Regions from separate parts of the Mus musculus genome. Here region 1 is linked to region 2. A link is a loop called in an ENCODE intact Hi-C map of the cell type or tissue named here. Cell type or tissue: left cerebral cortex. All regions are shown on one strand. Each heading gives the region's core, and the rest is flanking DNA. Links, peaks and the distances in the headings are about the cores only. Region 1 overlaps Usp3 (ubiquitin specific peptidase 3). Region 2 holds the start of Aph1b (aph1 homolog B, gamma secretase subunit).

Evidence for each region. Peaks named below come from ENCODE experiments on the same cell type or tissue, not always from the same donor. Only the 100,000 strongest peaks of a DNase experiment are listed, where the experiment ranks them.
Region 1: a loop joins it to region 2, with 2.3 times the contacts of the local background. A loop is called at or near these places in 1 of 42 quality-filtered maps.

What each region holds. Positions count from the first base shown.
Region 1 is chr9:66,588,569-66,591,488 of GRCm38, forward strand. All of the region lies in intron 1 of Usp3 (ubiquitin specific peptidase 3), which reads right to left. Among named protein-coding and RNA genes, the nearest start is that of Usp3, 3.1 kb to the right of the region's middle. In left cerebral cortex, for the core only: no CTCF peak of the experiment used is centred there; a DNase peak (open chromatin) is centred at 1,637.
Region 2 is chr9:66,792,996-66,795,915 of GRCm38, forward strand. Aph1b (aph1 homolog B, gamma secretase subunit) reads right to left here and starts at 2,428. Exons shown (of 6, transcript NM_177583.4): 1 at 2,258-2,428; 2 at 1,075-1,245. The coding sequence starts at 2,370. In left cerebral cortex, for the core only: no CTCF peak of the experiment used is centred there; DNase peaks (open chromatin) are centred at 1,296, 1,763, 2,554 and 2,817; H3K4me3 peaks cover 2,500 bases; H3K27ac peaks cover 1,068 bases.

The DNA of each region.
Region 1 (2,920 bases), core at 152-2,651, 200 kb before region 2:
CCCTAAACTCTAGGAACTTGTCTTTCTTTTGTTTAAAAACAGAACTGTTTAGGATATATTTTTTAAATACTTCATGTTTTATCCCTGTCTTTTGCCACTAGTTAAACTTTCTACCTACAAAAATGCCAAGCCTCCAGCCCTGAAAATAACATCTGGTGTATGCATAGAACACAAGGCTTGAGAGACTGGCCCAGTTTTCATGTAAACTTTTGTAATTTAAAACTAGAGTGCTCTAAGCCACAATCAGGCAGGCATCAATCAGCTTTCATCTTATTAGGAGATCCCGATTTCCAACATTTACCTTAAACTATGACATGGATTTATTTTCTAAACGGGAGTTTCCTGATTCTCCAACTAGAATAGACTTCTTTGAGAGCAAGGGACCACTAGACCCCATGATCTGTTTCTCAGCTAATGTGTTTCAAACTTCAAGTATTTACAAATGAATACCTACTGCCAGCTTCATGAATTTCTCTAATTTTATAATGTGAGTTTGAAAGTGCAGGTGTCCCTAACCATTCTGCCTATGAGATCTCAAAGTAGGATCTTTAACCTTCAGTCAGACTTCAGGGGTCCCTTTTCAGTGGATCCAGAAGGTCAAAGGTATTTCCATGAATGATACTAAGATCGGTAGAAAGAAAAAGATACAACTATATTACTTTGTTTTGGTTTTGTTGTTGTTCTGTTTGGGTTTTTGTTTTTCAATACAGAGTTTCACTGTGTAGCTTTGCTATCCTGGAACTTGCTCTGTAGACCAGACCAGCCTAGAATTCCAGAGATTCGCTTGCCTCTGCCTCCCAAGTGCTGAGACTAAAGGCATCTGCCACTACTACTGGCTCTAGTTTACTTGAATGTTTCCTTTTGATCTCTCAAGAGCATAAAATGGAGTTTTCAACATAATATGTGAAGTTTGATATCTGAAGAGACTGCAATGAGAAGCAGATGTGACAATCCAGATGTCTTTACAAAAAACATGACTGTGGTGGTGGTGGTGGTGGTGGCAAACACCTTTAATCCCAGAACTCAGGAAGTTGAGGCAGGTGAATGTGAGTTCAAGACCAATTCTGAAATTTTTTCACATAAATTATTTCTGTTTATAAGTATTAGATTTATTATTGTTACTCATAATTAAATCAGTAAATATTTAGTTTTAACTTCTAATATATTAATAGATATAAGTCACACAAATACCCAGGATTCTGAAAAATGTTCAGATTATAAAGAGGTTTTACAAATAGAAGTTGTATGAAATCTGTAGCATACAATTACATAACACACAATGCCCTCCACAGCTAAGTAGCTCTAGTTAGTTCTGAAATATCATTACTCTTACCCCCTAATCTTGCTGAGTTCTGTATCTCCTTGTAAAACAATTCATCATATAGTCAATGTGTTTGAGCTCCATTTAATAGGCTTAGACATTTAATTTTCAGAGTCCTATTTATAAAAATGTACTAGTCTGTGATACCATTAAATTACTTAGACACAAGAAAGCAGTAGTTTCTCAGACTTTCACACACAATCTTGCTCATCCTAACAGAGACCTGTGAGTAAATCCAAAGCACTGTTCTTTCTCCGGATGACATATTGAAACTCACACTCAAGGAATCGGGAGTGCTGGTCCACAGAGGTGGTGCCTGCTAGAGTCTGTGCTGCTGGTCTTTTGCAATCTGCCTGGCTGTTTCACTGGGGTATATTTGCATACTCCCAATGAAAATAAGGCAGGGGCATTACTTTTATTGTCTAGGTGCCAAAACAGGGATTTTCTCCCTCCTCAGTAAGAGTGTATGACACTCAATACCAGTCAGAGCATTACTTCAACACACTGGCTACCCTTTTAATCTCCTACCAAAAATAATACACACATACATACATACCTACCTACATACATACAGGATTGTTGAAGAAAAATAAAAGCCAGAATACATAACACTCCAAGATGATGAGTTAGTTGGTTAAGGGATCACAGATTTACCAATCATTTAATTACTGAAACTACAGACAGGCAAGAACAAGATCAAGCTTTATACAATAATATTTGATTGTACCAATGAAGGGATGCCAACAGGTTAAAATAGGAGGCCATTATGAAATAAGCCTGAGATAGAAAAAAAAAAAAAAAAACACCCACTGAGTTGTGAAACTAGCTTTATTAGTACTATAAATGCAAGTGATTAGACCCATCCTTCCAAAACAGGGTCAGAGGCAACCATTTACTGCACGTTGTAAAGAAATCACCCTTCCATTACTAATTTGTTCTTGTTTTCAGCACAAGTCTCCCAGTTATGCTCCATTTTAATGTGCTGAATTCCTCAAGAGGGGCTTCATTTGCTGTCTCTTTTCCCCAAAGTGGACTCCCTAACTGATGGAGGCAAGACTGACTCACAACAGGATACCTGCCACTTGCATAATTTTTTTAGATGCATGTGCACAGTGAAGCCATTTCTAAGTTTGATATAATTTTACATAGAAAAAAAATTAGGCTTGTATTGATACACCCATCTCGGAATCCCTGTAGTTGACTACAGATGAACAAGAAGTGCCCCATTCCTTGTGAGGTGTAAGCTTTTCCTAGTGAGAGGGTGTGTGTGTGTGTGTGTGTGTGTGTGACAAATCTCTCTTGAGAAAATTCAACTATAGCCCCACAGCTACAGCTAATGAACTAACAGACCACATGGACTGGCCTGTTGTTGGTAGTGTTATGTTCCAAGCTCAAGACTCACTGTTGAAGATGTATTTACAGGTAAGACCCATTCACACAAGTTCTGCACTCCCACAAAGAACTGCAATACTGGCCCAGAAGGGGTAGCACATGCCTATAATCCCAGCACTCCAAGGGCTGAGAGAGGAAAATTATAAATTCTAGGTCACCCTGGGCTATCATAGAAACCCAGTCTCACAAACCAAAGGAACTGCAATA
Region 2 (2,920 bases), core at 319-2,818:
ATTTTTGAGATGGTTTATGTAACTAGGCTGGCTTCAAAATCACTATGTCGCTATGAACCCAAGGCTATACATCTCCAGCCCACCTAAATACACCATTTTAGAAAAATTAAAAAAACAGAGAGACTCTTCTTTAAACAAAAACAAGAACAAACAAACAAAACCCTATAGTAGGGCCAAGGGTATAGGTCAGTGGCAGAGCTCTCCTCTAGCTTCCACAAAGACTCTGGTGTGGAGGGCATGGGGGTAGGGAGATAAAGCAAGCAAGCAAACTCACAAAAACCCTGTAGCTGTGATTATCTTAGCTTTTTATGACAAAATAGTTACTGTATCAATGTTATATAAAAACTGAATAAGGTTGCAAAATTTTCAATCCAAGCTTTAAACTATCCATATATTTCAGGTATCATACAGCAATTTTAGACAACACAGCAGTTACAGAAGATAAGTGTTAGGCAATGACAGTTGTGTTCTAGGTAAATAAATAAATGCATAAATAAAGCATAGCATAAGAAATCAATTTAAATACTTACATCCTAACCCCAAAAAGAGAGCTCATGGCTTGGTTTTTTGTTAAATGTATCTTTCATTTGCAGACTTGAAACTATAGAAAATATTTTTAAGTGAGCCTTTGTTTCCCACTAACAGTTAAAATAATGGAAGGCATAATTTCCATAAGAATAATTTATTTGAGGTGGTAGGAGGGAAGCATGAAGTTCAAGTGGAAAGGCTCTTTATTGTTTCAGTAATTATTTCCCTGGGTTATTTTTCTTCAATAGTGGATTTCTTTTTGTTCATTCATATCTTGCCTGTTTCCTCTCATTATAAATTCTACCAGGCCAGAGCTTCTGTCTCTTAACCCACCTTTGTACCTCAGCTTCTACAAAGTGTCTGGCATTGGGAAATTTTTGAAGAAACACTTTTGGGAAGAATGAAGAGAGAAAGATAAGGAGGAGCAGGAGGGCAGGCAAACCGGATTGTAAATTTAAATATTCAATATTTTCAGGCTAAAATTGTAGCAATCACTAAATCGTAATTCAAGTCTAACTGGGAAAATAAAACAAACACTTAACTTACTTTAACAGCTTATAATATGCGAGCCTGAACAGCTCTTGGATACAGACAGAGAGCAACACTCCGAAGATGAGCAGGTAATTCTGTACTGGTCCATCTCTGTTGTCAGTAATGACTCTCACTAGGAACCAAAAAACGGATGACAGCAGGAGAGACACCAACCAGAAGAAAGCACTGGAACGTAGAAGGAAAAAAAAAATCACAAGTTAACAGAAGCACAGGCTTAATAATGACTTTAAATCAAACCTGCTTGAGCTACAAATCATTTTTAGTAAACAATCCTCACAAAGTGATGTTTTAGATCAGAATTTTTTTTTTCTCCTAGTGAGACAAATAGTCCAAGAGGAACGTCAGATGTGCTTAACAAGAACGATTCAGTGACCCTGTCGCGTGCACGCTAGGGCACTATCTGTCAAGGACTAAGAGGCACTTGGTTGCTGACTATTTTTCCTAAGAGATGCTTTGTGTGCTATAGAAATATACAACCAGTGACAGTTGCAAATTTCATATCCTCAAAATTCACCAGAAAATATAAGTTTAATGGTTAGATATTGTCAAGTGTCTTTTTCTAAAAGAAAATGAATACCTAACGCCTGCATTAATATAATGGAAAGTTCAGAAGCTGCAAACTTCGGGCAGGTGCAGCGAGACCAAGACCACGTTCACCAGCAGAGTTCCGGTATTTACCAAGCTCCCAGGAGGACATGCCGCCTGGTCAGTTGTTACTGTGTTTTCTCGAACTTTCCTCCTTGACTGCACCCAAACCATTACCCAGGAGTCTACAAAGAAAATCTGAGCCTGAATAGTCTGCACAGACATTCTGAGTCCGAGGATTGATGTGAGGGTGGGGGGCAGGGAATAAACATCTGATCTCCAGGTGACTTTAATGGCAGAGAGTAGTGATAACGACTCTTCGATGCTGCTCAGCACTGAGGGAAATGAGAGATTCCTACAGAAAGACAAAGGCTTCATGCAGGAATCTATCTGCTTGTTCCCACACTCAGCCAACAGAAGCCAAGGGGCGCCTGCTTAGCCTACGGGCCTGCTCTTCTCAGACCCTCCCAGGAACAGTTCCAGCCCTGGACCGCACCACAAGCTGGAGCCCCTGGGAGATGGGGATCCCGGGGTCGTGGGAACCCAGGAGAGGGAGGGAACCCGCGGCGTCCGGGACACAGCGCAGCCTCACCCGGCGATGAGGAAGATGACTCGCAAAGGGTCGGTGGCGATGGTGAAGACATAAAGAGCGAGCGCGGGCCCGAAGGCGATGAAGGCGCAACCAAAGAACACCGCAGCCGTCATGACGACCTCGGGAGCCAGTCGCGGGGGCCCGAGGGCCCTGCAGTGCCCAATGGACAGCGGGTCCTGGATACGGGGCGGGGCTGGGTGGCGAGGCTCCGGTGCTCCGTCAGAGCAGTGGACGAGGCGGAGCCCGTGAGGCGGGGTCTGGAGATGCCGAGGGCGGGACGGGGCTCGAGAGGCGGAGCCTTCGGTGCCCTAGTCAAAGAGGCAACAGGAGGGAGCTTCGGGAGGCCAGGCCTGGAAGAGTTCCATAGCCTATCAGAGTGGACGGCAGAGCGAGGGTTGGCATGCAGGACCTCGAGGTCCTCTAGTCACACGGGACAAGGCAGGGTTCGGGAGTTGGGGCCTGAGCTGCTCCTTGGCCTGTAAAAGCGGGTTGCTGGGCGGAGCTCGGCAGGGGACTCGAGGTGCTCCGAGGGCAGAGGAGGGGCGTGGCTTCGGAGCACAGATCCTGTCAGAACAGGGAACGGAGGTCGGAAGGCGGAGAGCCTGGAGGAGTCCCACGCCCAGTCAAACCGGAGCCAGGTCGGAGCCTGGGAGGCGGGGCTTT